Regions from separate parts of the Homo sapiens genome. Here region 1 is linked to region 2. Evidence: chromatin loops called from intact Hi-C (ENCODE). Cell type or tissue: ascending aorta. All regions are shown on one strand. Each heading gives the region's core, and the rest is flanking DNA. Links, peaks and the distances in the headings are about the cores only.

Region 1 (10,245 bases), core at 1,623-9,622, 170 kb after region 2:
AGAATATCTCTGGCTATCCAGTTGTGATCTCTTTTTTTGTAATTAAAAACAATTTTTTTAATTAAAAAAATTTGGGGGGGCCAGGCATCGTGGCTCATGCCTGTAATCCCAGCACTTTGGGAGGCCAAGGTGGGTGGATCACCTGACATCAGGAGTTCGAGACCAGCCTGGCCCACATGGTGAAACCCTGTCTCTACTAAAAATACAAAAAAATTAGCCAGGTGTGGTGGCGGGCATCTGTAATCCCAGCTACTTGGGAGGCTGAGTCAGGAGAATTACTTGAACCCGGGAGGCGGAGGTTGCAGTGAGCCGAGATTGCGCCACTGCACTCCAGCCTGGGCAACAAGAGTGAAACTCCATCTCAGAAAGTAAATAAATAAATAAAATAAAAATTAAAAGTTTAAAAACTTTTTTTAGAGTCAGGGTCTTGCTTTGTCGCCCAGGCTGGAGTGCGGTGATGCGATCACAGCTCACTGCAGCCTTGACTTCCTGGGCTCAAGGGATACTCCCACCTCAGCCTCCCAAGTAGCTGGGACTCCAGGAGCGTGTCACCACACCTAGCTATTTTTTAAATTTTTTGTAGAGACTGGTTCTCACTATGTTGCCTGGGCTGGTCTTGAACTCCTAGGCTCAAGCAGTCCTCCCAACTTGGCCTCCCAAAGCATGAGATTAAAGGCATGAGCCATCACAGCTGGCTAATTTTTCGTATTTTTAGTAGAGACAGGTTTTCACCATGTTACCCAGGCTGGTCTCGAACTCCTGGGCTCAAGCAATCCACTGGCCTCCGCCTCCCAAAGTGCTGAGATTATAGGTGTGAGCCACTGCGCCTGGCCTGGTTGTGATATCTCTGGGTGAGGCAGCGCCTAGGGGCTGAATGAGGCCATTTCCTGTTCTTTGCATCTTCTAGAGTGAGAAGCCTGAACCCACAGTGTCCAGGCCAGTGCCCAGTAGACAGCAGGTGCTTCTTCAATACATGCTGCTGTTGAGTTTGCAGATCATCGAATTCACGGGTCAGCGAACTACAGCTCACAGGCCAAATTCAGCCCATCTCCCGTTTCTACAAGGGTCTGAGTTAAGGATTTTTTTTTTTTTTTACATTTTTAAATCATCGAAAATGGATCATTTCTAAAGGAAGAACAACATTTCTTGACACATGAAAATGACAGAAAATTCACATTTCAGTGTCCCTAAACAAAGTTTTACTGGAACCCACACCCCTCTGTTCATGCACTGTTTGGGACTGCTTTCTCACTACCCCAGCAGAGTCAAGTAGTTGCAACAGAGACTGTGTGGCCCGTAAAGCTGGAAATATTGACCATTTGGGCTCTTTACAAAAAACCATTTGCCAACCTCTGACCTAGTTCACAAAATCTGTACCTTTTGTTGTTTGCAGATTCCTTTGAGAACTGGACAAGGACACCAGCTCCTCTCCTTGCAGAAATGTGAGCCTGAGTGTGCACACAAATGCACGCAGACTTTTGCACAGTTTCAGGGATTCAAGGACTCCTCAAAGCCCATCCATTCACACCAAGGTTAGGTGAGAGGGCTTGTCATAGTTCAAGCCCCTGGTTTTACATAGGGGTAGAAACGTAATTCCAGAAAGGGGGAGCTATTGGCCCGGGGCACACAGCAAGCCCCAGGCTAAGGGGTGGCACAGGGAGAGTACCTGACGCCGGAGCTCCTGCAGCTCCCGCCGAGCCTCCAGCCGTGAGCGCTCCACCTCCTGCAGCCCAGTTCGCAGCTCCCCGGCCTCCTTGCCCACAGCTGTCCGTGCCTCCTCTAGGAGTGCCAGCTTCTGCTCCTTGTCCTCATTGGCAAGCTTCAGGCTGGAGAGGGCAGAGGTCAGGGGCTGCCCTGGGTCCTGGGAGTAGTCAGTGGCTCTACACAAAAGCCGTCTCCTCCAATTTCTGGAGTGGATCAGGCACTGCCTGCCCATGTGGCCTCTCTGAAGAGCTAAGCCCTGAGCCCTGCAGGGCTGGGGCCCAGGCCCTCGGCTGGGAGGGGTAGACCAGTGACTCCAGGAGGGGACCTGGTTTCCAGGGTGATGACGGTGGGTGGGTCTGAGTCTGGACCCAAAGCTGCCCACTGCCCCTCTGCCCCTTTCCCCAATCAACAGGGAGGAAACCTTCCTAAAATCACCCAGGTGCCAGGCTCTGCTTAGGAGACAGAGGATCCGTATCTGGGCAATTTCCCCAGAACGTTGGGGGTGAAGTTAGGTTTCAGGGATGGGATCCCATGAGGACTCAGGACTGGTCCTCCTGCGACACCCCACCTGATGCGCTCGCTCTCTGCCTTCTTCACAGCAGACCGAAGCTCCTCATTGGAACGCCGCAGGGCCTCGCGCTCCTTGGCACCCTCGCCCAGGCTGCGTCGCAGCTCGCCTGCCTCCTGGCGCTGCACCTCCCGGCCCTCCTGGCTCTCACGCAGCTTGCGCTGGGCCTCCAGCAGCTCCCGCCGCAGCCCGTCACGGGCATCCTCCAGCAGACGCAGCTGGGTCCGAAGCTCTTCTGCCTGTGAGCACAGCAGGTGTCCCCAGGGCAGCGGTCAGGGACCCCCCCGTCAAGCTGGGTCTTGTACCCCAGATCCCTGGACCCAGGGAGCCTGCCCCATCCCTCTGCAGTGCTCAGACCGCAGGCTGTGAGTTATCATTTGAGCAAGGCGTGCTGTAATCAGTAATGTTTTGACCTGAAGTCACCATCAATCAGGACTGTCCTGAGCACAACACCAAGAGGGCAGAGACCCCACTCACCCCTCCTTGAGGCCAAATCCCACCTGTACACAACAGGTGCTTCGTAGTGCTTGCTGCCTCCTTTCTAAGTTGCTATTCATTGGTCCTCAAATGCAGGGAGGAATCTTACACTCTTCTGGGGCCCTGGGGAACTAGGCCCCCAGGCACACAGTGCCATTTAGGGTATGCTGCTTGGAAGAGGGGGGCGGCTGCTCACCTCGCGAAGACAGGAGTCCCGCTGCTTGCCCAGGTCTCGGGCCTGCTCTTGCAGCCTCCTCACCTCCTGGGCGTGGGCCGCAGCAGCCTCCTCCCGCTGGGCCCGTAGGTCCCGCAGCTCAGACGTCAGAGCGTTCACGGTGCTCTGGGACAGAGGGGCTCCTCAGACTTGGTCCTGCTGTGTCCCCCAGCCCCGGGCTGCTCCCAACCCGCTCAGTGCACTGTCCACTTTTAGCTCTAAACACGGCCCCTCCCGCTGGCCTGCCGGACCCTCTGCCAACCCCTGGATGCATAGTGAGTGCTGCCCGTGTAGCCAGCCTCTCCCTCACGCCAAAAGGATTCATCAGGGCAGGGCTGAGCCACCTCCCTCAGATGGGGGCTCCCAAAAGAAGGGCTAAACCTCCTTTCCCACAGCCTGGAAGCTTCTCCAGGACAGGGCCATGCCGCCCCGTGGTGGGGGCTCCTCAGCCAGGGATGTGCCTCTCTATGAGACAGAGGCCCAGCTGCCCAGCCTGCCCTACCCGGTCCTGCTCCTGCCGGCTCTGGGCATCTCGTTTCTGCCGCTCCATCTCCAGGGAGATGGTGGCCAGGCTGTGCCGTGTACCCATCAACTTCTCTGACAGCGCCGTCTTCTCAGACTCCTTCAGAGACAAGGCCTGGGCAGAGGCAGGGGACAAAGGGCTTGGGGGATGGGCTGGTCCTGGGGGCATGCTCAGGCTTCTTGCTGCCTAGGAAATGTGCCCACTGGGGGCTTAGAGGCCTGAGTGTGCCACTGCAGGTGGACCCAGGGCAGACATGCAGCCCTGGAAAAGGGCACAACGGCAGTCACAAGAATCCCGGACGTGGATACCACTCATAGAGCTCACTAACCCGCCACAGCACCCTGACTGCAGAGTCTTTCTTTCTACCCATCTTACAGATGAGGAAACTGAGGCTCAAGGAGGTAAAGTGACTCGCCCAGGTACACAGCTGGTGAGGAGAGGAGATGGGCACAGTCTGCCCTGTCTCCGTTACATTATAGGAAAGTTAGGGATTTGTTATTTGGGGGGACACGTCAGCTGATGCCTGTGGGCATCGTGGGGACTGCTCAGAAGGCAGCCATGAGGATCCATGCCCAGCGTGGGGTGGGACGAGGCATGGGAGAATATGGAACAGCTTTCCTGGTGTCACGACTGTCACTGTCACTCAGTAAGTGCTCACTGTGTGCCAGGCATGGAGCACAGCAAAGCCTCACGAACCCCCTTCTAATCCTCCCCTCCTGCAGGTAAGGAAACTGAGGCCCCCAAGAGGGCAGTGGCCTGCCCCAGGGCTCCTAGCTGCCAAGTGGCAGAGCAGGGCCCGGCCCCAGAACTGGAGCAGCTCAGAGAGCAGCAGAGGCCATGCCAGGGCTCACGAACCTGCTGCTTCTCACTCTCTGCTAGGAGGAGGCCCTCGTCGCGCTCCTGCTGCAGGGCAGCAATCTCCTCACTCAGCTCTTCCTTCTCAGCCTCCAGCCGGGCCAGCAGCTCCTCCTGCTCACGCTGCAGCTGACTCTGCAGCTGGGCCCGCTCGGCCTCCAGCTCCCGCCATGCTGCCTCCTAGGGGGCCAGGACCGGATGCCTGTGACACACCAGGAGGGGGCCCAGGCAGACCCCCCAAAACATCAGGGCAGCAAGAGCCATCTGGCCCCCATACCCTCAGAGATGGAGGGTGACCAGGTAAATACAAGGGAGTGATAAGGGCTATGACGGGGACACGCCAGGGCCGTGAAAGTGCCAAGGAGCAGCAGTGGGCTGGCCTGGGGGTCCGAACATGGTCCCCTGCGGAGGGACAAGTAACTGTCAGCCAGGTAAGGAGAGAAAAGACCACCCCAGGCCAAGAACACAGCCCCTGGAAAGGCCTAGAGGATGCAGGGTGCAGAGGGGAACGGGACATGGTGAGTCACAGGGCCAGAGCCCCAGGCAGGGGTGGGGCCAGGACAGGCCGTGTGGGCCATGGGGATTCTAAGGACAGTGAGGGGAGTGGGAGAGAGGACTCGAGCCAAGGTGACAAGGAGCAATCTGATTTTTAGCTTAGGGGATGTTCCGACAGCTGTGGAAGAGGGATTGGGGTTGGGATGGAGGGGAGTTAGGACTGGCTGTGAGGAATGAAGGGGGTCAGGGGTTGCCAGAGGAGCTGGAGAGAACACAGATTTGGGGACATTAATGAGGCCAAGCCAGGCAATGCAAAGGGCAAGAAGAGCAAGGGGGAGGTCACAGGAGTTCAGATCCCTGGGGACTGGACAGGCGGGCAGGCAGAGCCCACAGGCAAATAGCAGCCCACCTGGGGAGCCTGAGGGCAGGTGCCTGCCTCAGCACTTGCCCCTAGCAACTCTGTGAGAAGCAGACAGAGCTGCCACTTCTTTTTTTTTTTTTTTAGACGGAGTCTTGCTCTGTCACCCAGGCTGGAGTGCAGTGGCGAGATTTTGGCTCACTGCAACCTCTGCCTCCCAGGTTGAAGCGATTCTTCTGCCTTACCCTCCCAAGTATCTGGGACTACAGGCGCGTGCCACCACGCCCAGCTAATTTTTTGTGATTTTTAGTAGAGATGGGGTTTCACTGTGTTAGCCAGGATGGTCTCGATCTTCCGACCTGGTGATCTGCCCACCTCGGCCTCCCAAAGTGCTGGATTACAGGCATGAGTCAGCACGACCGGCCAAACCGCCCCTTCTTTAAGATCTTCACCGTAGCTCATGCCTGTAATCCCAGCACTTTGGGAGGCCGAGGTGGGCAGATTACGAGGTCAAAAGTTCGAGACACCCTGACCAATATGGTGAAATCCCGTCTCTACTAAAAATGCAAAAATTAGCCAGGCGTGGTGGCGCGCCTATAATCCCAGCTACTCAGGAAGCAGAGGCAGGAGAATCGCTTGAACCCAGAAAGTGGAGGTTGCAGTGAGCCGAGATTGCGCCACTGCAATCCAGCCTAAGCAACAGAGCAAGACTCCGTCTCAAAAAAAGAAAAAAGAAAAAAAAAAAAGAGCTTTACCGCCACCTCCTGGAGAAGCGTGGTAACAACCACCCAAGGCCAGGGGTACTGCAGGGTGAGTGGCATGCCCTGGAGCCATGCAGTCATAGCCTGCACCTCTGTCAGAGGCAGCCCTGTCTAGGATTTGGTGGCTGAGGGCCCCTGTCCCGAGGGCCACTCTGGAGAGCATGTCAGTGCCAGCAATCATAACTTATGGAGCATTTGCTAAGTACCAGTCACTATGCTAAGCCCTCTATGCAGATGGTCTCAGCTCATCTTCAATACCTTTCACTATCCTATCCCTATTTCTACAGGTGGGGAAATGAAGGCACGGACACCTTGGGTAGCATCACCAGTAAGCGACCAAGATTCGATTCAAACCCAGGCAATTCAAACCCAGAGTCAGTGTTCTAGTAACTTCCCTGGCCCCTTGCCTTTCTATATGCTGAGGTCTGAGTGGCTCTTCATATGCAAACAGTACTTCTTAGCAAATGAAAGTGCTTTCCTGCTGTACATTAGGTCAGTATTTCCCAAATGTGGTTGTGGACCCTCTGCATCAGGATTACCAGGGCTGGACCAGATTTGGGACCTGGGAATCTGCATGTCTAATAAGAACCACAACCTCCCCATCCCCCCAGTCCTCCTAGCTGTCCCCAGGACCTCCACAACAGAGAGGAAGTCCCATTTCACAGATGTAGAGACCGAGGCAGAGCAAGAACGATGATGAAACACTGGCTCAGAGTCCTGCCCACCCCTCCCCAGCTGCCTGAACCTTTTCACGCTGGAGTCGCTGTAAGTCCTCCTCGTGAGCTGCCCGCTGCTCCCGCAGAGAGGCCTGGGCCTCCCGCTCAGCCTGCACCAGCTTCTGGGCCATCAGCTCCTTGTCTAGACTGGCTTTCTCCTGTGTAGCTATTATTTGCTGCCGCAGGCCCGCCAACTCCCCTGCACGAGAGGAATGGGGGAAAGGGCAGGGTTGGGTTGAAACTTTTCCTTGGGCCAGCAGACTTAGGCCAGGTGAGCCACATGGGCAAAATCCCAGAGGCAGAGGGCCTGCCTGGCATCTAGTTTGGGTCCTCTTGAAGTGGCTTGCCCTCTCTGGGCCTCAGTTTCCCTATATGCTACATGGGCCCACTGGCCCTGACCCCTTTCCTGCCTACCTAGAATGGCATTAAAGGCATAAAATGACTGATGAGAAGGCCTCCCAAATGGGACGGATGTCAAACATATAACAACCCTAGGTCAGGTGCCTTGGCTCACGCCTGTAATCCCAGCACTTTGGGAAGCTGGGGCAGGTGGATCACCTTAGGTCAGGAGTTCAAGACCAACCTGGCCAACATGGTGAAACCCTGTCTCTACTAAAAATACAACAATTAGCCAGGCGTGGTGGCAGGCGTATGTAGTCCCAGCCTCAGGGAGGCTGAGGCAGGAGAATCGCTTGAACCCAAGAGGCAGAAGTTGCAGTGAGCTGAGATTGCACCACTGCACTCCAGCCTGGGCAACAAGAGTGAGACTCTGCCTCAAAAAAACAAATAGGCCGGGCGCAGTGGCTCATGCCTGTAATCCAGCACTCTGGGAGGCTGGGTCAGGTAGGTCACCTTAGGTCAGGAGTTTGAGACCAGCCTGGCCAACACAGCGAAACCCTGTCTATACCAAAAATACAAAAATTAGCCAGGCATGGTGGCGGGCATATGTAGTCCCAGCTACTTGGGAGGCTGAGGCAGGAGAATCGCTTGAATGCAGGAGGCAGAAGTTGCAGTGAGCCGAGATCGCACCATTGCACTCCAGCCTGGGCAACAAGAGTGAGACTCTGTCTCAAAAAACAAACAGGCTGGGCGTGATGGCTCATGCCTGTAATCCCAGCAGTTTGGGAGGCCAAAGCGGGTGGATCACCTGAGGTCAAGAGTTCGAGACCAGCTTGACCAACATGGCGAAACCCCGTCTCTACTAAAAATATAAAATTAGCCAGGCATGGTGATGCATGCCTGTAATCCCAGCTACTTGGGAGGCTGAGGCAGGAGAATCGCTTGAACCCAGAAGGCAGAGGTTGAGGTGAGCCGAGATAGTGCCATTGCACTCCCGCCTGGGCAACAAGAGTGAAACTCTGTCTCAAAACAAACAAACAAAAAACAACCCTATTCCTGACTGAGCACTTACTATGGGTCAAGCGCCCAGCTAAGTATTTTAGACATAACCTCATTTTGTCTTCATAACATGCCTATGTAGTTTATCCTCATCCCCATTTAACAGATGATGAAATGGAGGCTCAGAGATCAGCAGCAACTTCCCACAGCTGCACAGCTACACATAAAGCATCTCCTTTAATGACTGACATGAACATACCCGTCAAACGTTAACTATTTATATTAATGGAAATGACTACAGGGAATGGAAATGGTATAGCTACCATCTAAAAACCATCTCCCGGGTTGGAAACCCACCAGCATTTCCCTTCCTGGTTCTGTCTGGCTCAGGTGTACATGGACAGGAAAATTAATTTCCATGACCCAAGTAGGTGCTTAGTTAATGTTAGGTGAGCAGAAAGAAGCCCTGAGTTCAGAGACTGGATGGGAACGGTGCAGGGAAGTGGGGCTGGGATTCTGGGGCCAAGAGAGTCATCTGAAAAGCACAGAGAACTCAGACTAACAGGCCTGATGACCGATGAACGGCAGTTACTGTTGACTCAGCCAGGCACCGTGCCACGGCCTTACACGCTTTTCCCACGTCATCCTGGCAACAGGCTTAGAAGGTGGGCATTGCCACCTCCAATCATCAGCTGAGGAATCTGCAGCCCAGAGAGGAAAGGGGCTTGCTCAAGGGAAGGTGAGATCTAAGTGGTGGCACAGGACTGGAACCCAGGCCAGCCAGACTCCTACTCCAGTGCTCCCAACTTCTGTGAGACCCCAGACCTTGGGAGGCTGCAGTCTGGGCTGGAACCTGGTGTTCCCCCCAAGTCCCCAGCCCCTCGTACCAGTCAGGGTCTCCTTGGCCAGCAGCAGGGCCTGCCCCTCGGCTTCCAGCTGCTCCCGGCGGGCCTCAAGCTGGGCCAGCTGCCGTTGCACCTCAAACAGGCTGCCCTCCAGGGCTTCCTTCTCCAAGCTGCAGCACATACAGTCCCTGAGGCCCTGGGACTCAGCCTCCCTGGCCCCAGGAAACTGTGGATCTCAGGGAGTGGCCAGGCATGGGCCAAGTGCCAATCTACCTGCCTGGCCAGGCCCACACTCCCTGGGGAAGCCTGAGCCACAGCTAGGACGAGTCGGCAAGCCAGACTCCTTAGTAACTGCCCCTGGGGGCCCGTGCCTGCGTGTGGCTGGTCATGGTGTGGCCCCAGGAGGACCCCCCAGGGCGGGTTGGGCAGAGCCCAAGGCCTTACCGCAGGCGTGTGGCCTCCTCTGACAGGGTCCTGCCTTCACGCTCCGCAGCCACCAGCTGCACAGCCAGGCCAGCGTGCTCCTTGGCTAGCGCCTCCTTCTCACGGGCCGCTCGCTCCAGCGCCTCCACTTGCCGCTGGGCCTCCCGCCGGGCCTGCTCCAGCTCCTGCTCCCGCCCGCTCAGCTGCCGGGAGAGCTGGCCCCCACCCAGAGACTGAGTAGCACTCCCAGCGTCCCCCAGCTTGTTCATCGTGCAGCACCCCAACTCTGGGCCTAACCCAGTCCTGGCAGAAGGCCTGGGTTTGAGCCCAGGGTCTGCCCTGATGTGCTACATGTACTTGGGCAAGTCATGACCTTCTCTAGATCTGCAATGCACGTGTGTACAAAAACCAGGGCCCAGCCAGGTACGGTGGTGCGTGCCTATAATCCCAGCACTTTGGCAGGTGGATCACTTGAGGTCAGGAGTTCAAGACCAGCCTGGCCAACGGGGTGAAACCCTGTCTCTACTAAAAATACAAAAATTAGCCGGGCGTGGTGGTGCACGCCTGTAGTCCCTGCTACTTGGGACGCTGAGGCAGGCGAACAGCTTAAACCCTGGAGGCGGAGGTTGCAGTGAGCCCAGATCGTGCCACTGCATTCCAGCCTGGGCAACAGAGCAAGACTCTGTCTGGAAAAAAAAACAACAACAAAAACAAAACAAAATGAAACAAAAAAAATGAGGGCCCTCACTCAGCTCTGGGAGTAACAGAACCCTTGTATTACTCTAAACTTGCAGAGAAGCTGAATATATAAACCAGACCCAAGTGCAGCTGCTCGGCAGGCCTCAAGGTGGAGACCTGCACCCTGCTTCCTGCACCCCCTACCCCATCCTCTAGAGGCCCCTCCCAGAAACCTAGGCGCTCCAGGATAGACCTTGCATGAAGGTCCCTGGATCCCTGAAACATTAAGG
Region 2 (10,245 bases), core at 686-8,685:
TTAAGCTTGTCCAACCCTTGGCCAGTGGCTTTGAATGCAGCTGTAGCTTTAAATGCGGCCCAACACAAATTCGTAAACTTTCTTAAAACATTAAGAGATTTTTTTTCAATTCTTTTTTTTTTTTTTTTTTTTTTTTAGCTCATCAGCTATCATTAGTGTTAGTGTATTTTATGTGTGGCCCAAGACAATTCTTCTCCTTCCAGCGTGGCCCAGGGAAGCCAAAAGATTGCACACCCCAGTCTGTGTGAATAAAAAGTCAGTCTTAAGGTTTTAATTTAAATACACAAATGAGGCCGGGCACAGTGGCTCACGCCTATAATCCCAGCACTTTGGGAGGCCGAGGTGGGCGTATCGCCTGAAGTCAGGAGTTGGAGACCAGCCTGGCCAACATGGTGAAATCCTGTCTCTACTAAAAATACAAAAATTAGCCAGGCGTGGTAGTGGATGCCTGTAATCCCAGCTACTTGGGAGGCTGACAAAGGAGAATCGCTTGAATCTGGGAGATGGAGGTTGCAATGAGACGAGATCATGCCACTGCACTCCAGTCTGGGCGACAGAGCAAGACTCCGTCTCAAAAATAAAGTAAAATGCACAAATGAATCATTGATTGATTTAGACTTGTGATATTTTAAGTTGAAATTTTACTATGCTTGACAGAAGTGTTAAAAAGTTATAAAAATTTGAATTCATGATAAGCATAAGTTACCAGATTTCTAAGAATAATTTAAGTGCTTGAGAAAGTTGTGTTTGTTATTAAGGCAACTGAAGTATTTTTAAAAGAAATTGAATATGTTAAATCTATACATGCAGTTAAAAATGTTTAACTGTGTGTCAACCTGAAATAACCAGGAGCGTCAGAGTCTAATTTAAAAAGAGTTTAGGCCAGGCACAGTGGCTCACGCCAATAATTCCAGCACTTTGGGAAGCTGTGTGGATCCCTTGAGTCCAGGACTTCGAGACCAGCCTGGGCAACGTAGTGGGACACCGTCTCTACAAAAAATTTTAAAAATCAGCCATGTGTGGTGGCCCACACCTGTAGTCCCAGCTACTGAGGCTGAGGTGGGAGGATCACTTGAGCCCAGAAGGTTGAGGCTGCAGTGAACTGTGATTGTGCCACTGCACTCCAGCCTGGGCAACAGAGCGAGACCCTGTCTCAAAAAATAATAATAAAAAAAAATGTAAAATACACCAAAGTAAAATAAAATAGAGTTTATTCAAGCACAAGATTTGAGAACGGCCACCCAGAAACCTCAACTCCAAAGTAATGAACTCAGCATTCCGAAGTAGGGAAGTGAAGTTTTCATTTATAGAGGCAGGGACAGAGGAATTTTTAGCCAGATAACAACATTTTTCATACTAGGCTGGCGCATAGTTACAGCCATTTGACTGGTTATGGGCAGTGTTTCTTTTGGCGGAGGGCATATTTCACATTTTTTGTGAAGGGTATGATAGCTATGCGTTTCCTGTCATCTGTTCTACGCAGAGCAGGACAACAAAGGGGAAGTAGATGAGTCACAGGGTCATTAATTAAGAAGGCAGGAGGGTTTTGTCCCTGCTGTTCTTTAATTCTCTCTGGTCATTGTACAGAATAAGAAAAATAAGAAAGTGAGTTAATCTACAATCTGAGGAATAAAAGGCACATGACTCAGATCCCAGTCACAGCTCTCTCAAGGCTGAAGTGTGTCGGGGGTTCTGACAGATTTTAAATTATATTTTCATGCATGTTTAATTAGCCAAGATTGTCAATGGAACCAAATATTCAGTTGTATCATTTTAATAATTTTATAATAATTTTTAAAGTTTTTTTTTCTTTTTGAGACAGAGTCTCGCTCTGTCGCCCAGGCTGGAGTGCAGTGGTGCAATCTCCGCTCACTGAAACCTCTGCCTCCCGGATTCAAGTGACTCTCCTGCCTCAGCCTCCCAAGTAGCTGGGATTACAGTCATGCGCCACCATGCCCAGCTAATTTTTGTATTTTTAGTAGAGACAGAGTTTCACCATATTGGCCAGGCTGGTCTTGAACTCCTGACCTCAGGTGATCCACCTGCCTCGGCCTCCCAAACTGCTGGGATTACAGGCATGAGCCACCATGCCTGGCCCACTAAAGTTGTTATATTTTAAAAGAATACTTTTCCTAAATTTTTTCTTAAATTTTTAATCGTGGTAAAATATACATACCATACAATGTGCCATGTAAGCTATTTGTAAGTGTTCAGTTCAGCAGAGTGTTAGGTACGTTCACATTGTTAAATGCAGCCAATCTCCAAGACTCTTTTCATCTTGCAAAACTAGAATTCTACGCCCACTAAACGACAATTTGCCATTCCCCTCTCTCTTCAGCCCCCAGGGCAACCTCCTTTCTACTTTCTGTCCCTGTGAATCTGACTATTGTAGGTACCTCATTGAAGTGGAATCATATAGGCCAGGCACAGTGGCTCATGCCTGTAATCCCAGCACTTTGGGAGGCTGAGGTGGGAGGATTGCTTGAGCCTAGGAGTTCAAGACCAGCCTGGGCAACATAGTGAGACCCCATCTCTAGCAAATAAAAGAAAAAAGTGGAATTTGTCCTTAAGAGAAGATTTTTAACTTGAACTCAAAGCTAAAGTGGGATTGTTGAATTTGAAATGACAGTAAGTGGAATAATAATTTTTGAAAACCAAAGGAGATCCTTTTTTTTTTTTTTTTTGAGACAGGGTCTCACTCTGTCACCCAGGCTGGAGTGCAGTGGCCGACCTCGGCTCACTGCAACCTCTACCTCCCAGGCTCAAGCAATCTTCCCACCTCAGCCTCCGGAGTAGCTGGGACCACAGGCACACGCCAACACGCCTGGTTAATTTTTTTGCATTTTTGGTAGAGACGGGGTTTCACCATATTGCCCACGCTGGCCTCCAACTCCTGAGCTCAAGCGATCTGCCTGCCTCCGCCTCGACCTCCCAAAATAGTGAGATTACAGACATAAGCCACCGTACCCAGCCTACTATCTTTTTTTTTTTTTTTTTTGAGACAGAGTCTCGCTCTGTTGCCCAGGCTGGAGTGCAGTGGCATGATCTTGGCTCACTGCAGGCTCCCGGGTTCACACCATTCTCCTGCCTCAGCCTCCCTAGTAGCTGGGACTACCGGCGCCCGCCACCACGCTCAGCTAATTTTTTTTTGTATTTTTAGTAGAGACGGGGTTTCACCGTGTTAGCCAGGATGGTCTCGATCTCCTCACCTCATGATCCGCCCACCTCGGCCTCCCAAAGTGCTGGGATTACAGGCGTGAGCCACTGCGCCCAGCCCATTATCTTGTTTAAACCTCACAACCACCTGGGAAGGAGGTGCCATGATTAACCCCCATTTCACAGATGAGAAAACTGAGACTCAAGTGAGATGACTTGTCCAAGGTCTCCTAAGCCAGGAAGGGCTAGGATGTCAATCCAGGTGGACTGATTCTCGAGATGGAAAATGTGACCACATCATGGGGTATGGCAGAAATGATTATAGCGCCTTCTTCCAATGTGGTTGTAAATGACTGCGTGATGTTCTTCCTACACAAGGGTGTGTGTGTGTGCATGTGTGTGCATGCGTGCGTGTGTGTGTGCACGTGTATGTGCGTGTGTGCATGTTGTGTGTGTGCATGTGTTTGTGAGCATCCGTGCATGTTTTTTGCTCCTGCTAGGTTGCTCATAAGGATGGACCTGTGTCCCCACTCCCACCCGCACAGCACCTGACTCTGTGATTTGTTTATCAAGTGATTTTTAAAACGAATCAACGACCCAGGCTCACAGGACAAAGGCACTGAGGTAACAGGACAGGCCTGAAGGATGAGACACAAAAGACCTCCCTCTTTTACCAACTGGCTCTGCGCCCTTCGGCCGGTCACTGCCCCTCTCTGGGCCCCTCTCATCCTTCTCTGAGCTTCAGTCGCCCCTTTGTCCAGCGAGAAGTTCCCACTCTAAGGGACCTGCCACTGACCTCACACAAAGGTGGCCCCTGAATTCTGACCCAAACCACCAGGAAAAAGAGGGTCCCAAAAGCTAAAGGAAGGTGCTGAGCAGGGTGGGACAGAGGCGGAGGCATTCTGATCTCTCGGGCTCAGGCCGGCCAGCGCCGCCTCCCTGCTTCCAAGATGGGGATCTGGCGCCACCTTGTGGTCTCCGCCTCTTGCGGCCTTCGCGTGTTCCCTGTTTTAACTCTTGCTATTAACCCCACTGCTGCCCTCTGGGAACTCTGAAGCAATTCCACTCTCTTCACCAAATATTTATCTACTGTGCCCAGCTGTACCCAGGCTCGACCCAGAAAAATCATGAACAAGTCCCTGCCTAACCATTTAGAGGCGTCTGGATCTGCACCACCCATAGAAAAATGATGCAAACCAGCCGGGCGTAGTGGCTCACGCCTGTAATCCCAGCACTTTGGAAGGCCGAGGTGGGCAGATTACTTGAGGTCAGGAGTTCGAGACCAGCCTGGCCAACATGGTGAAACCCTGTCTCTACTAAAAATACAAAAATCAGCCGGGCATGGTGGCGCGTGCCTGTGGTCCCAGCTACTCCAGAGGCTGAGGCATGAGAATCACTTAAACCCAGGAGGCGGAGGTTGCAGTGAGAAAAGCTCATGCCACTGCATTCCAGCCTGGGTGACAGGGCAAGACTCTGTCTCAAAAAAAAAAAAAAAAAAAAGGAAGAAAGAAAAATAAAAATGATGGCAACCACAAATGTGTGCCTCACAGGTAACCACATTTTCTAGTAGCCACATTTTTAAAAGCTGAAATAAATAGGTACAATTAACTTTAACAATACGTCTTTGGGCTTTTTGATGTTTGTTTGTTTGAGACAGAGTCTTGCTCTGTCGCCCCAGCTGGCATGCAGTGGCACGGTCACTGCTCACTTGCAGCCTCAACCTCGTGGGCTCAAGAGATTCCCCCAACCTTGGCCTCCCAAGTAGCTGGGAGTACAGGGGGTGCATCACCATGCCTGGCTAATTTTTAAATTTTTTTGTAGAGACAGGGTCTTGCTATGTTGCCCAGGCTCATCTCAAACTCCTGAATGTTAGTGATCCTCCCTCCTCAGCCTCCCAAAGTGTTGGGATTACAGGCTTGAGCCACCACATCCAGCTAATAATACATTTGCATTTAATGAAATACATTCACCATATTATCATTCCAACATGGAGTCAATTATTTTTAAAATTACCATCTTTTTCTCCTTGTAACTCCTTGAAATCTGTATTTTACACCAGGGGTCCCCAACCCCCAGGCTATGGACCATTACCAGTCTGTGGTCTGTTGGGAACCAGGCACACCGCAGGAGGTGAGCATTGGGCTAGCAAGGGAAGTTTTGTCTTTAGATTCCCATAGGAGCACAAATGCTATTGTGAACTGCGCAGGTGAGAGATCTAGGCTGTGAGCTCCTGATGAGAATCTAATGCCTGATGACCTGTCACTGTCTCCCATCACCCCCAGATGGGACCATCTAGTTGCAGGAAAACAAGCTCAGGGCCCCCACTGATTCTACATTACGGTGAATTGTAAAATTGTTTCCTTATGTATTACAATGTGATGATAGAAATAAAGTGCACAAGAAATGTAATGCGCTTGAATCATCCCGAAACCATCCCCACCCCCATCCATGGAAAGCCTGTCTTCCACAAAACAGGTCCCTGGTGCCAAAAAGGTTGGGGACCACTGTTTTACACCTACAGCATGTGTCAGTTCAGATTAGCCACATAAACCTTGTCTGGCAGTGGCTACATGTTGGAAAGCATGGGTCTAGGACCTCCCAGGCTTACTCTGGCCCCCTGGCAGCCCCTCAGACAACTGGCTTATTACATCTTCTCCAGAATTCACCTTTCTAGCTTTGCTTCACTGACTAAGGGTAGAACCCTGGCCCGGACAAGTCATCTTACCCTTGGATGTATAAAATAAGGGTAAGAAAAATACTTACTTCTGGGGTTGTAGCAAGGATTCAATGGGATAACATACACACAGTGCTTAGCGCAGGTGCCTGGCAGGGAATAAATGCTCCATAAATGGTGACCTAATGAATGAAAGCCTTAGCCCATCTTTCAGCATGGTGATGGTTAATTTTCTGTGTCGATTTGGCCAGGCTATGGCACCCCATCATCCAGTCAAACATCAGTCTGGATGTTGCTGTGAAGATATTTTTCAGATGTGATCAACGTTTAAATCAGTAGACTTTGAGTAAAGTAGATTGCACTCCAAAATGTGGGTGGGCCTCATCCAATCAGTTGAAGGCCTTAACAACAAAGACTGAGGTTTCCCAAAGAGGAGGCAATTCAGCCTCCAGAATGCAACATAGAAACCGTGCTGTTTCCAACCTGTAGATTTCAGACTCAAGACCGCAACATCAATTCTTCTCCCATTTCTGACTGGCCAGCTCTACAAATTTCAGGCTTGTCAGCCCCCACAACCATGTGAGCCAATTTCTTAAAATAAATCTCTCTCTCTGCATATATAAATGTACCCCCGAGTGGGGTACAGCCACAGCAGCACGCAGAAGAGACATGACTTCCTCATTCTGAACTCACGCAGTATTAGAACAATGGAGCACCCCAGCCCTTCCCCGCCTCTGAGCACGATGTCTCTCAGGACCGAGAGCTGAGGCAGAGGCTGAATCAACGCCCCCATCCCAGAGACTCTTCTCAAGGGAGTGAGACCAAAGGGTGGGCTTTGCCAGGGGAAAGGGAATGTGACGGGGCCAGGCAGGGCCAGGGTTATGGGGATCTGCTCTTGAGGGTATGACTGCAGGTCCCCATGGTGCAGAGTCAGGGGTTGGGGCGATCCCTGGCCACAGAAGGATTGCTTTGGGGATCCATGGCCCAGACCCCGACCTCTTCCTTTCTCTGGTCTCCTGCCAGAATTCCTGTCAAATTTAGCTGCCTACAGCAGCCAGAGTGATTTTCCTAAAGTGTACATCGTGCCGTTGACACCTTCCAAAGTCCTTCCCAGGCTTCCCCCATGACCCCATAAAGATAAAGCCCCAAAGCCTTTTCCACGACTTACAATGCTCTGTGTGACCTGGCCACAGCCAGCCCAGCCTCTCACATTGTGGAAGCTTTGAAGTATGTTATCAAACAGCATGTAGTCAGAAGCCCATGTTTACAAAAACTTAAAATAACTATATACGCATAGGAAATAACTACCGTCTACTGGAACTTGGGTCTGTGCCAGGCCACGATGTGCAGTACCTTACTGGATATCATCTTGTTATTCCTTGTTCCTTATAACAATTCCTAGTATCTCCTTTATAGAAGAAGAAACTGAGGCCCAGAGAGGCCCCCAGCTAGTGAGGGGCAGAGCCAGACTTGACCCCAGGTCCACCAAGACCAAAGTCCATGCTCTTCACTGCAGGCTGGTTGGTGCCTCTGTGCAGATGGAAGATAATAATAGCTCTCACCTCACAGGGCTGTCGTGAGGATTAAACAGGCTGAGATGTGTGTGTGAATGGGCTCTGAACAGCTCCTGGCATGGCGCAAGGGCTCAGGAAGTGTGCTGCCCCACAGCAGCCTGTGGGCAGCCCGGCCAGATCATACTCATAGATTCAGACTGATCTCTGGTACTAGGGTCATGGGTGATCATATTTTTTTTAACTTTTCCACAATGACCAGGTAATACTTGTGCATTTTTTTCTTTCTTTTTAAATTATTGTATGTATAGTGCTCTCAGTAAGCTGTCTGTTTCCTCAAAGCAGGCTTGTCGAAGTTTGAGTGGCCTCCCTGGTTCCCCCAAGGCCTGGCCCGGAGACCCCACACCCAGTGGAGGAACCTAACAGAAAACAGCTCAGAAGAGCCCCTCTTAGCCCAGGCACCCTGCCCACAGGCTTGGCAGGGGCGCTTGCTGGAGGGGTGGGTGCGGGTCTGTGCCAGGAACTGGCCTAAGCTAAGTCCCCAAAAGACACCGTGAGATGCTTTGTGGCTCTTCCGGATCCCAGGGGAGAGGTGGGAGCAGCCGTGATGCATGCGACCTCCGGCCCTGAATCCACCAACAGCTGTGACTACTTCAGCTATTTTAAACCTCTGGGCACCAGGAAACTCCTGTCTCATCAACCAGGCTCTGGGCCCAACATGATGGCCTGAGCCCGGGCAGGAGTCCTGAGTGTGGGTGGCCAGGTCTGAATTGGGTTTTTAAGGGGAGGGGGCTTCATTTCTTGAGCCTTGTGCCAGGCTCTGTGCTAGTATTTTCTGCACCTTGTTGTCTCGTTTAATACCGTCCTTACACCGTGCTGAGGGATCAGTTACTTCACAGAGGCAGAAAATGGGGCTCCGAATGGCAGGGTACCTGGCCCAAGGCGGCACAAAAGCAGAGCTGGGCCTAGAACTGCGACTTCCTTATCTACAAAGCATGGACAGCATTCTGCCCCTGCCCTCACTCGGCCTTGCCCCCTGCCTCCACCCCAGTGGCCCTGCAAGCTCCTCCCTCTGCCACTCTTAGGAGCTCTGCAACCCAGAGTCAATTCCCCCACCTCCTCACAGCTCACTTTCTTCATCTGTAAAGTGGCGGAGTTACTGGGAGGGTTCAGTGATCTAACTCTAATACATGAAAAGAGCCGCTTGGAACAGTGCCTGACCCACAGAAAGAAAGCAGTAAGTGCCCGCTCTTACTCCAGCTCCCCTGGGTATTGCGGTCTGATGTTATCACTATCTTGCCCAGTGTCCTGTTATGAGCTGCCCGGGGTCTCCGTCAGTGGGGGGTACAGTGTCCTCCCCCACTCTGGCCCCAGTCTCCCCATGAGTCAAATGAAAGTTAGAGCCCCAGGAAGGTGAGAACCCTGGTGGGTGCCCGTTATCTGTCACACAGTAAGGGCTCCAAAGTCACTCGTGGCAGAGGGGTGCCCAGACACGAGCTCACCTCTGGGGGCGCCTCGAAGTCTCTCCAAGCTACACAAGTTTTGTCCCAGTTTGGCAGGTGGCCACCCGAGAGATTCCTCCTGATTGGAGGATGTGCTCAGCCGGGTGCCTGGAGTTCATCAGAAGTTACTGGCCTCGGCCGGGCGCTGTGGCTCACGCCTGTAATCCTAGCACTTTGGGAGGCCGAGGCAGGTAGATCACCTGAGATCAGGAGTTCAAAACCAGCCTGGCCAACATGGAGAAACCCCGTCTCTACTAAAAATACAAAATTAGCTGGGTGTGGTGGTGCCTGCCTGTAATCCCAGCTACTTGGGAGGCTGAGGCAGGAGAATCAATTAAACCTGGGAGGCGGAGGTTGCAATGAGCTGAGATGGCGCCATTGTACTCCAGCCTGGGTAACAAGAGGAAAACTCTGTCTCAAAAAAAAAAAAAAAAAACAGTTACTGGCCTCTCCCTGGGTCTGTGAGCTGTGCCTTTGGGGGACAAATGACCTCCTGGCTAAAACTCGGGCCTTCCCTCTTCCCCACTCACATTCCTCCCAAATCCCTGCCACTCAGAAGCAGCTGGGCTCTTCACCACCTCCTAATTTGGGCCGCCTCAGGGAGAAGGTTGGAGTCCAAGGGCTGGGTATATCAGCACTGGGCACTTGTGGGCCTCACCCCTCTTGTCTGGGGGCACCCGTTCCTGGAGCTCCATCTTCCATCAGCTCTAACTCCTTCCCAAACACACATCCCCTCCGCCCCACTCCTTCCCTCCCACGGCCTCTGCCCACCCCCCCTCAGTTTCTGTCCTCACCTACCAAAGACCACTTCCTCACACAGGGCTGATGTATGTGTCTGAACAGCACTCCCACTGGGTCCCAGGGGAAGGGCTGGGACATGGGAGGGGCTGGCCGAGGCCCACACTGATTGTCATCCTACATCTCAGCCTCTGTGAGACACACGATGACCTCTGGGTGGCACCCCCCTTCCCTTGGTGGCCCAGGCCAGAACCGGGGCCCTAATCCTTACCCCTCTCCTCTCCCTCCACCCACACATCCTATCAGTCACCAGGTGCCACCAAAATCCCAGTCCCTAAGCAGTGGCCGGGTCAGTCCCCACCTCTCCAGCTCTGGCCACAGCCAGGGGCTTCCTTGCCCCTCCCCAGCCCAGAATGACCCATTTCACGAGCACACCCGACCACGGCTCGCGGAGACAACCACTCCAGGCTCCCATCTCCCACCCTCCAATGCCTTGGCTTGGCGTCCTGGTCTCCCTCAGCTGCCGGGTTCCCCATCCCCACCGCTTCCCGTTTTCTCTATGGTGAGGTTCATCTGACTGTTGGGGGATGGGGGTACCGGGCTGCACCCGGCTTTGCACAGGCAGCTCCCTCTCCTCGCCTTTAATTTGCAAACGCCTCCTTTA

What was found. Peaks named below come from ENCODE experiments on the same cell type or tissue, not always from the same donor. Only the 100,000 strongest peaks of a DNase experiment are listed, where the experiment ranks them.
Region 1: it touches region 2 in a loop (3-fold over the local background); 5 of 110 quality-filtered maps call a loop at or near these places.

What each region holds. Positions count from the first base shown.
Region 1 is chr1:16,947,578-16,957,822 of GRCh38, reverse strand. It overlaps CROCC (ciliary rootlet coiled-coil, rootletin), which reads right to left. Exons shown (of 37, transcript NM_014675.5): 18 at 9,299-9,492; 19 at 8,897-9,024; 20 at 6,701-6,870; 21 at 4,342-4,521; 22 at 3,466-3,600; 23 at 2,946-3,089; 24 at 2,273-2,511; 25 at 1,667-1,826. Among named protein-coding and RNA genes, the nearest start is that of MFAP2, 28 kb to the left of the region's middle. In ascending aorta, for the core only: a CTCF peak has its summit at 5,975 (motif pointing left); a DNase peak (open chromatin) is centred at 5,962; H3K27ac peaks cover 468 bases.
Region 2 is chr1:17,119,814-17,130,058 of GRCh38, reverse strand. No RefSeq gene overlaps it. Among named protein-coding and RNA genes, the nearest start is that of PADI2, 5.5 kb to the right of the region's middle. RefSeq lists silencers at 3,985-4,074, 7,883-8,066 and an enhancer at 9,483-10,017. In ascending aorta, for the core only: a CTCF peak has its summit at 4,125 (motif pointing left); DNase peaks (open chromatin) are centred at 1,444 and 4,098; H3K4me3 peaks cover 470 bases; H3K27ac peaks cover 2,014 bases.